Regions from separate parts of the Homo sapiens genome. Here region 1 is linked to region 2. Evidence: chromatin contacts called from ENCODE Hi-C or POLR2A ChIA-PET data. All regions are on one chromosome and are shown on one strand. The core of a region is the stretch at or near the end of the contact, and the rest is flanking DNA. Distances in the headings are between cores, read along the strand shown. Region 1 holds the start of FCHSD1 (FCH and double SH3 domains 1). Region 2 holds the start of PCDHGA10 (protocadherin gamma subfamily A, 10).

The links. A loop is a pair of places that touch in the nucleus more often than their neighbours do. ChIA-PET counts read pairs that join two places held with the same protein, here RNA polymerase II (POLR2A). Pooled maps may share reads with other maps.
Region 1: a pooled map shows a loop between it and region 2 (2.5-fold over the local background). The contact joins the promoter of FCHSD1 here to the promoter of PCDHGA10 in region 2. A Hi-C loop is called at or near these places in 1 of 50 pooled maps. POLR2A ChIA-PET finds 5 or more read pairs at or near these places in 2 of 52 experiments (GM10248 and OCI-LY7).

Annotation. Positions count from the first base shown.
Region 1 is chr5:141,648,630-141,653,188 of GRCh38, reverse strand. FCHSD1 (FCH and double SH3 domains 1) reads left to right here and starts at 1,771. Exons shown (of 20, transcript NM_033449.3): 1 at 1,771-1,841; 2 at 2,072-2,169; 3 at 2,785-2,830; 4 at 3,235-3,302; 5 at 3,653-3,794; 6 at 3,881-4,017; 7 at 4,169-4,232. The coding sequence starts at 1,821. RefSeq lists an enhancer at 3,171-3,749.
Region 2 is chr5:141,410,245-141,414,515 of GRCh38, reverse strand. It overlaps PCDHGA10 (protocadherin gamma subfamily A, 10), which reads right to left and starts at 1,529. Exons shown (of 4, transcript NM_018913.3): 1 at 1-1,529. The coding sequence starts at 1,340. The region is part of intron 1 of PCDHGA1 (protocadherin gamma subfamily A, 1); the gene reads right to left. The region is part of intron 1 of PCDHGA2 (protocadherin gamma subfamily A, 2); the gene reads right to left. All of the region lies in intron 1 of PCDHGA3 (protocadherin gamma subfamily A, 3), which reads right to left. It also overlaps PCDHGB1, PCDHGA4, PCDHGB2, PCDHGA5, PCDHGB3 and PCDHGA6, and 7 more genes.

The DNA of each region.
Region 1 (4,559 bases), core at 522-3,021, 240 kb before region 2:
AAGAGTGATTGTGGAGGCCAGGCGCAGTGGCTCACACCTGTAATCCCAGCACTTTGGGAGGCTGAGGGGGATGGATTACCTGAGGTCAGGAGTTTGAGACCATCCTGGCAAAGATGGTGAAACCCTGTCTCTACTAAAAATACAAAATTAGCTGGTTGTGGTGGCACGTGCTTGTAATCCCAGCTACTCGGGAGGCTGAAGCAGAAGAATCACTTGAACCTGGTAGGTGGAGGTTGCAGTGAGCCGAGATTGCACCATTGCACTCCAGCCTGGCAACAGAGCAAGACTCCATCTCAAAAAAAAAAGAGTGATTGTGGAGATGGTCTTTGGATGGGTGGATGGGGAAGGCATCTGTGAAGAGTTGCAAAGTAAGGGAAAGAAGCTGTTGGAGGCGACAGATGGAACGCTGGAAGGAGGAGATTCTGGAGAAAGAAAGCAGGCATGAAGAACTCTGCATTGGAAGGGACTTGGTCTACTGAGGGAACAGCAAAGAGGCTGGAGCACAGTGAGCAGACAGTGGGAGGAGAGTACAGGCTGAAGTAAGAAAGACCAGCAGGGTCTTCCATGCGTAGCCTTGAAGGCCATGGATTCTATTTGGATTTTATTCTGAAGCAAGTGCATTTTAAGCAAGTAAATTATGAGATCTTATTTCCCTTTAAAAAAGAAAAAAAAGGTTGATCACTCTGAGTGCTGTGTGAACAGTGGGTTGGGGTGAGGGCAGTGTGGAAGCAAGGAGATCAGATATTAGACCAGAAGTCTAATAATGGGGGCTTGGACTAGGATGGTGGTCTTGGAAATTGAGGGAAGTGGATCAAGAGGTTTTTGTTTGTTTATTGTTGTTTGAAATAGAACCTGTAGGACTTACTGATGGATAGAATGTAGGGGTAGGAGAAGGCACATTGACTCTGGGTTTCTGACTTAACTGACTGGAGGAAATGCGGTGCCATTTAAAACGTTACGGGGGGAGGATCAGGTTGAAGGAGGTTTAAAAGCTTTAAAAGTTGAGGTTCCTATTAGATATACTAGCAGAGGTGTCAGTGGGGAGTTGGAATGTGAATCTGGAGTTTTGAGACATGTCAGGGGTACTGGGACAGGTGCCTGAGCCAAAGAAGCTTAGGTGAGGAGGATGAGGAATTGGGGAGAGGCTCCTCAGGAAGCAGTGCTAGGGCTGGAAGATCCTAAAGGTGGCAGGGGCTTCCTGCGCATCTCCCAGCTCTCGCCGACTCACTGGTATCGTTTAGTTTTCAGTGGGGCCAAGTCTTTTTCCCTTTGGGCCTGGTTCCTTCCTGGATCCAGGCATCTTTCTCACCCCGCTCACGCTGGCTTTTCCAGTTAAGCGGGAATTAGGAAAAGGTCTGGGACCAGCCCTCTCTTCGTCAGATGCATCTTTGCTCAGGTGCCCAGTGACTCAGTTTCCCTGGTCACACACTGAATTCCTCTCCATTCCTCATCATTAGCTCGGGGACTGGGGATCTACATATGCAAATGAATAATTATCAATAATTACAGGCTGAATCAGTGGTTACACTACAAATAGAACTTAGGCGTCTTGACTCAGATGCCTGGGGTTCTTCCCACCGCCCAGCGGACGCTGCGTCCGCCCCGCCCGCCCCGCCACCCGGACCCTGCCGGCGTATTCGCAGCAGTAACAGGTTTAGTTTCTCGGTGGCCCCCTCTCGCTTCCGCGCCCTGCGACGTCGCCGGACAAGTCGTGGGCGGGCAGAGGGCGGGGCCTGACCTGGCCTGGGGCGGGGCTCCATAGTGGGCGGGGCTTCCTCCAGTTCCGGAGTCCAGTGGCTGACCGCCTTGCTGGAGCGGAGATGCAGCCGCCGCCCCGAAAAGTGAGCTTGGCCCTGAATGGGGACTCCTGGCGGGCTGGGGGAACGGAGGGAGCTAAGGGGGCATCCGACTTGTGGTAGGAGACGGGAAGTCGGAAGGGGTCAGACCCCAAACCAGAAGTAACAGAGGAAAGAGCTCAGCACCCCCCCGGCCCCGCCCCCTCACCGCTCCCTGCGCGGAGTGTTTTTTAGGTCCTTGCGCTGGGGTCTTCATCCTCTCTTTGCCCCCACAGGTGAAGCCGGCCCAGGAGGTGAAGCTTCGCTTCCTGGAACAGCTGAGCATCCTTCAGACCTGGCAGCAGAGGGAGGCGGATCTGCTGGAGGACATCAGGTAGCTCCCCCAACCCCCTTCATTTACACTCACCTTCGTCGTTGTGCGCCACTTCTCCCCAATATACATGTGCTGGGGTGGAGGAACAGGGGCCAAGAGCTCCCCAGCCGACCCATCCACAGCCCTCACCCTAGGCCTGGCCTCTCCAGATACTGGATAGGAATGCTCCCCCACCTAACCCCTCCCAACCCCCTCCCACCCACATAAACACACAGGAACCCTCCCTCAAAGCCCTTGACTCCACACCACTGCCCCCAACCCCACAATCAACCTTAGGGCAGAATCCCTCTCCCTCTTCCAGACCTGTTGGAAGGCTGGCAGACATCGTACCCAGGCCCCCATCAGTCTTCACCTCTAAGCCTACAGATGAACCTCTGGGGTGGGGAGGATCCTGCTGGGGCCCGGGGCAGTAAGGTGAGGGTTTCCTGTGTTGCAGCTGCCCGAGGTGATCTCAAGGACTCCCATCAGTCCCATTCCCTCTGGGTGTAGTTACACTCTAGGAACCTGGCTCCCCCCAACCGCTCCCTCCTGCCCAGAGTAGAGGACTGAGGATGGGAGAACAGGACCAAACATAACCTTATCCCCCACCTCACCCCCGACCTGCAATCTCCGCAGATCCTACAGCAAGCAGAGGGCAGCCATTGAACGGGAGTATGGGCAGGTATGGGACTTTTCTCTGGACCTTACCTCTTGTTCCAGCCTCTCTTATATCACCAGTAATGTCTGTCCATACCTATCCCTATTGTGGTCAAGAGCAGATGCCTAGAGTCAAGCAGACTGGTGTCAGATCCCTGCTGTGTAATTATAGCCATGTGACCTTGGACAAGTTACTTAACCTTTCTTGACCTCAGTTTCTTTCTCTGTGAAATGGGAATAATAATAATACCTTACCTTCATGTAGGGTTGTTGTAAGGATTAAACAAATTAATGACTATAAGGCATTTAGCAAAGCAAGTGGCACATAATGTACCCAAAGAATGGTATGATTATACTCTGATGTCATATTCTGCCAGTTGGGGTGGGTCTTTGAAAGGGAACTTGGTTCTGTGATGGCTTTTTCACCAGGCACTCCAGAAACTGGCTGGCCCATTCCTGAAGAGGGAAGGGCACCGGAGCGGTGAGATGGACAGCAGGTGGGCCCTATGGAGGGGGAGGGCCACAGAGGCCAAAAAGTGATGGGGAGCTCAGCCCCAGGAACCTGTGGGGATGAAGGCCTAGCAAGTGGGGAAGGCACGTGAGCTGTAGGTAGAGCTGACACAGCAGCAGCAGAGGAGCTGACCCAGCAAGGACACTGTGGGTGGGGTGGAGGGCAGGAGTGAGGCTTGTGGCTGAGCTAATGGGCTGATCGATTGATGGGCTCCCAGACAAGGGAGGATGGGAAAGCACTCTGTCTCCCATGGTGTTGGTCAGGGGGCAGGGGGTGGGGGTGGTCTCATGAAGCTGTGGAGTGCTCTCCTCCTCAACACAGACCTTCTCTGGGGAGGGGCAGGACAGTGTTCGGTGCCTGGCGCTGCCTGCTGGATGCCACCGTGGCTGGGGGCCAAACCCGACTCCAGGCGTCTGACCGATACCGTGACCTAGCAGGGGGTACAGGGCGGAGCGCCAAGGAGCAGGTGCTTAGGAAGGTATGGCTCAGAGGTTGGGGTGAAGGAAGAGCTGGCTTGGGACCAAAGGTGGTCTAGGTAAGGACTTTGTGTATGCATCCCAATAGGGAACAGAGAACCTCCAGAGGGCGCAGGCTGAGGTGCTGCAGTCTGTCCGGGAGCTGAGCCGAAGTCGGAAGCTGTATGGGCAGCGGGAACGTGTGTGGGCCTTGGCACAGGAGAAGGCGGCTGATGTCCAGGCCAGGTGGGGTCATGGAGAGTGAGGAAGCCCAAGGTTGGGGAACAGGGAGGTGGGGCTGTCTAGGGGTGGAGCCAAGTCACCAAAGCTGGGCCTGACTCTGATCTCATATTCTCCCACTTGGGGTGGGCCTGACTCCTTTCTCTCATCTGCACAGGCTAAACCGAAGTGACCATGGGATCTTCCACTCTCGGACCAGTCTCCAGAAACTGAGCACCAAGGTTCGAGGGATGAGGGCATGAGTGGGGGCAGGGAAGAGGGAGGCAGAGTAGTCTAGTGGTTTGGAACATAGGTGCATATGTATGAAAGACTGGGTTGAATCCAGGCTCTCCTACTTCCTGGGTGGGTAACCTTGGTTAATTTACTTGATCTCTGTGAGCCTTATTTTCTTCTATAAAATGGAGAGAATACCCTTCTTTTTCAGTCCTTTAATATGCATTTATTGAGGATCTGTATATAATAGGCACTGTTCTAGACATTATGGATACAGTGGAGAACACTACCAATGGAGTTCCTGCCCTCACAGTCTGGTTAAGAGAGACAGACAG
Region 2 (4,271 bases), core at 280-2,779:
GCCACTTGTAGCATAAAGTGAGCTTCCGTTGATAGAGGAGGACTTCCCCCATCTGTGGCTGTCACTGTGATATTGTAAGAGGATACCTGTTCCCTGTCAAGGGCTCTGTGTATCACCAATCTGTAATAACTGTCAATGGACTTTTCTAATTTAAATGGTAGATACGCCAAAATGGAACAGGTTACCTGTCCATTCTGCTCAGAGTCTAAATCATGCACATTTAAAAGGGCTACGACTGTTCCCAGAGGTGAATCTTCAGTCACTGGACTAAATAGAGACGTGATGGTCAGCTCTGGACTGTTGTCATTTACATCTTCTACTGTAATCAACACTTTTGCAGTTGCAAGATATGCTCCTCCATCTTCTGCTTGTATTTCTATTTCATAGAAACCGGTTTCTTCATAATCTAGATTTTCTGATATTTTTATTTCTCCAGTATATTTGTTTAGTTGGAACTTCAACAATTGCGTGTCAGGTAATTTTCGGAATGAATATGTCACTTCTCCATTGGCACCTTCGTCCCTGTCGGTGGCTGTGACTGTCAGCAGCTGAGTGCCCACAGGCAAATTCTCAGGAACACTCACTCGGTATTCTGGCAAGGTGAAGACCGGCGCGTTGTCATTTGCATCGAAGACAGTCACACTGACAAGGACAGTGCCAGATCGGAGAGGGTCACCCCCGTCGGAGGCGGTGAGGACCAGGTGGTGAATGGCCTCTTCCTCGCGATCTAGGGAGTGCTCCAGTACCAGCTCCGGGTACTTGACGCCATTGGCACGGCTCTGAACTCTTAGGGAGAAGTGCTTATTGGGGCTGAGCTGATAGCTCTGCAGGGAGTTCACGCCCACATCCGGATCAATAGCTTCCGGGAGAGGAAAACGCATTCCCGCAGCGACATTTTCATTAATTTTTACGTCTAGATTTTCTGCTTGGAATTTTGGAGCATTGTCATTGATATCAGTTACTTCTATTTCTATCCCAAAAAGTTTCACCCTGTCTTCCACAAGGATATTAAAACTCACCACGCACCGCGCGCTCTGAGCGCAGAGCTCCTCCCGGTCTATCCTGCCCGCGGTGATCAAGCTGCCGCTGCGCGGGTTCAGAGAGAAAAGCTGCGTCCTACCTCTGGAGACTATGCGGACTCCGCGCTCCGCCAGCTCCCGGGGCGCCAGACCCAAGTCCTTGGAGATGTTGCCCACGAAAGAGCCTTTCTCTAATTCCTCAGGAATTGAGTAGGAGATCTGCCGGGCTCCAGCCTCCCATGGAATCCCGAAGAAAAGGCAGAGCAGGACCAGCCCGCTGCAATCCTTTGATTCCTTTGAGCGATTCCTTTGAGCGGCCATTGTAGTCTGGTTACAGAATTCTGCAAAGTCCTCACTGGACACGTTGTGTGTTTCAACCGGTTCCTTTGTCTTTCTGTGGCTTCAGGGTGTCTCTGTAGCCTGGGCACTTTAAATTCTGGAGTGAGCTTCCCTGCAGCCCAGCAGCCGGTTTGTGGGGCTTGTGTAGTTGAAGCCCTGAGAATCCGGATTGAGCTCTGGCTGCGTTTTCTCTCCTAGTAGGTGAACAGCGGCGCTCAGAGTCCTAAGAAGTTACTGCACCCAAGTGATACATGCAATGGAAAGTAAACTATTCTGTTGGATTATTATATTTTACATAGATTCTTTGGTTTCTCCACTCCTATCTTTAAATAATTTACTATATGTAGGTTTCTTAGGGGAGGTGTGATAAAGTGGAGTGAAAATATTGTAAATATTTCAAGATAATGTTTGGTTAAATATATATTTGCAACACGTTTTCCCAACAGAAATGTACACACTTTAATAAAAGGTAAATAATACTTATTTTAGGTCATATTAGTGTCTAGGTAAATTCAGAAAAGTCTTATAATTTAAAATTGTGATTTGAATAGGCCAATTTTATTTAGTATACATTCATACAAAGATTATATTAAATAAACTCATGAGATAATTCACTCTGAAGCTTTATAATTGTAACTACTTAATTCATTAAACTTATTTAGCTTAGGATTGTGTAAGAGGTTTTTAAAGTACTCTTCTAGAATAGTTTTACTGAGCCTTAATTAACCTTTTTGTGTAAAACATACTTTATCTTACAGGGATACAAGTTAAATGGACCTATTTAAATGATTAAGCAGGTAATCACAAACTAAAATGAACATATATTACAGTTGCAAATTAAACTGTTTGCATTGTAATGAGAAAAGAAATACGTAGAATTTGAAGTACTAAAAGTTTTAGAAAACAAAGTTAGATGTAGTGATATAGGTTTTTAACAAGTAAGTGTTTATGTCAAATGACCTGTTTTCATCAGAGCATTAATACCAGTATAAATAATCTCTTCTCTTAGGCAGTTTGTATCAGAGGCCAAAGTCCAGTGGTTCACATATCTTCAACTGTGTGTGCCCATCAACCCAGTAGCAATTGTTCCCTCAAATGCAAAGGGTATAGAAGTTCACTTCTTTCACACAGAGAACAGGATGTTCAGAAGTGTTTATGTCACTATGCCTTCCAAGTATAGAACTCTTCAAAGATTTTATCTTTTTTCTTCAAAAATCTTCTATCAGAGAATCAGAGACAGAGACTGAGTGCAAAGGCAATAGTATTTCATTTATTTCTTAGAAATGTCTTTTTTTTTTGAGACAGGGTCTCACTCTGTCACCTAGACAGCTCACTGCAGCCTAGACTTCCTGGGCTCAAGCGATTCTCCCACCACAGCCACCAGAGTAGCTGAGACCACAGGCATGTGCCACCACACCCTGCTAATTTTTAAATGTTCTGTAGCGATGGAGTCTCCCTGTGTTGCCCAGGCTGGTCTCAAATTCCTGCGCTCAAGAGATTCTCCACCTCCACCTCCCAAAGTGCTGGGATTACAGCACACTTGGCCCTGCCTGCATATTTATTTATTTATTTTAGAGACAGGGTCGCACTCTGTCGCCCAGGCTGGAGTGCAGTGGCAAGATCAGGGCTCACTGCAACCTTGACCTCCCAGGACCAAGCAATCCACCCAGCTCAGCCTCCCAAGTAGCTGGGACCACAGGGGAATGCTACCACACTCTGCTAATGTTTTTTTTTGTTGTTGTTGTTTTAGTAGAGATGGGGGGTCTCCCTATATTGCCCAGGCTGGTCTCAATTCTTGGGCTCAAGTGATACTTTCCGATTCAGCCTATCAAAGTGCTGTGATTATAGGTGTGAGCCACTGGGCCTGTCTTCTGAATATTTTTAGGCTTTAAAAATATATAAATAAGATATCGTAAATTCACTAAGTCTTCGCAAATTTGAATAGATAGGTTACTTGTTTGTTTTCTTAGATGCCAAGACCACTGCTTCTGTTCGATAGTCAGAACTTGACAAAATATTGTGGCTCACGCCTGTAATCCCAGCACTTTGAGAGGCCAAGGTGGGAGGATCACGAGGACAGGAGTTTCTGAACAGCCTGGTCGACATAGTGAAACCCCATGTCTACTAAAAATACAAAAAATTTAGCTGTGGTGAGGGGCACCAGTAATCCCAGCTACTTGGGAGGCTGAGGCAGGAGAATCGCTTGAACCCAGAAGGCGGAGGTTGCAGTGAGCAGAGATCACGCCACTGCACTCCAGCCTAGGCAACAGTGCGAGACTCCATCTCAAAAAAAAAAAAAAAAAAAAAAGACAAAGACAAAATATCTTCAGTCTGGTGACATTATTTTACAAAAAGATAGAGCAACTTATGAACCAAATACATAGTGAAAACTATAATTGAAAAAACATTGAGAAAATATTGTAAAAAGCTATGGATTTTAAACATATGATTCTAGATATGAAAATAAAGTAGTATGCCTAAAATATGAGAAACTAGTAGACTATTAGATAAATCACACACAAAAAAGAGAAACTCACCGAAGTCAGAGTCTCAGGATGTGAAGTCAAATCCTCCCCACCATGAGGTGGAATTAAGGCTCCAGGAGAAACACTGCAAACCATGTCTTCATTGGAATGTAGGGGCACACTGCATTTTAGGAAATTAAACTCTTTTGTACCCGTATGTGCAATGCACAGATTATAAGAATAAGGCAAAGTCCCCTCACTGTAGTTGGGGGGAACTACAGGTCCAGACTTGACACAGAGACCAGGATGGAAGCAGTCCCAAGTAGCAGGGCTGAGAGAGCGTCGCAGGCGCAAGGCAATGGCCAGAATCACGGCGAGGAGGAAGAGCACTGAGATTAAGGCCAAGGCCACCACCAGGTAAAACTGCAGTTCAGCCTGGGGGTCAGAG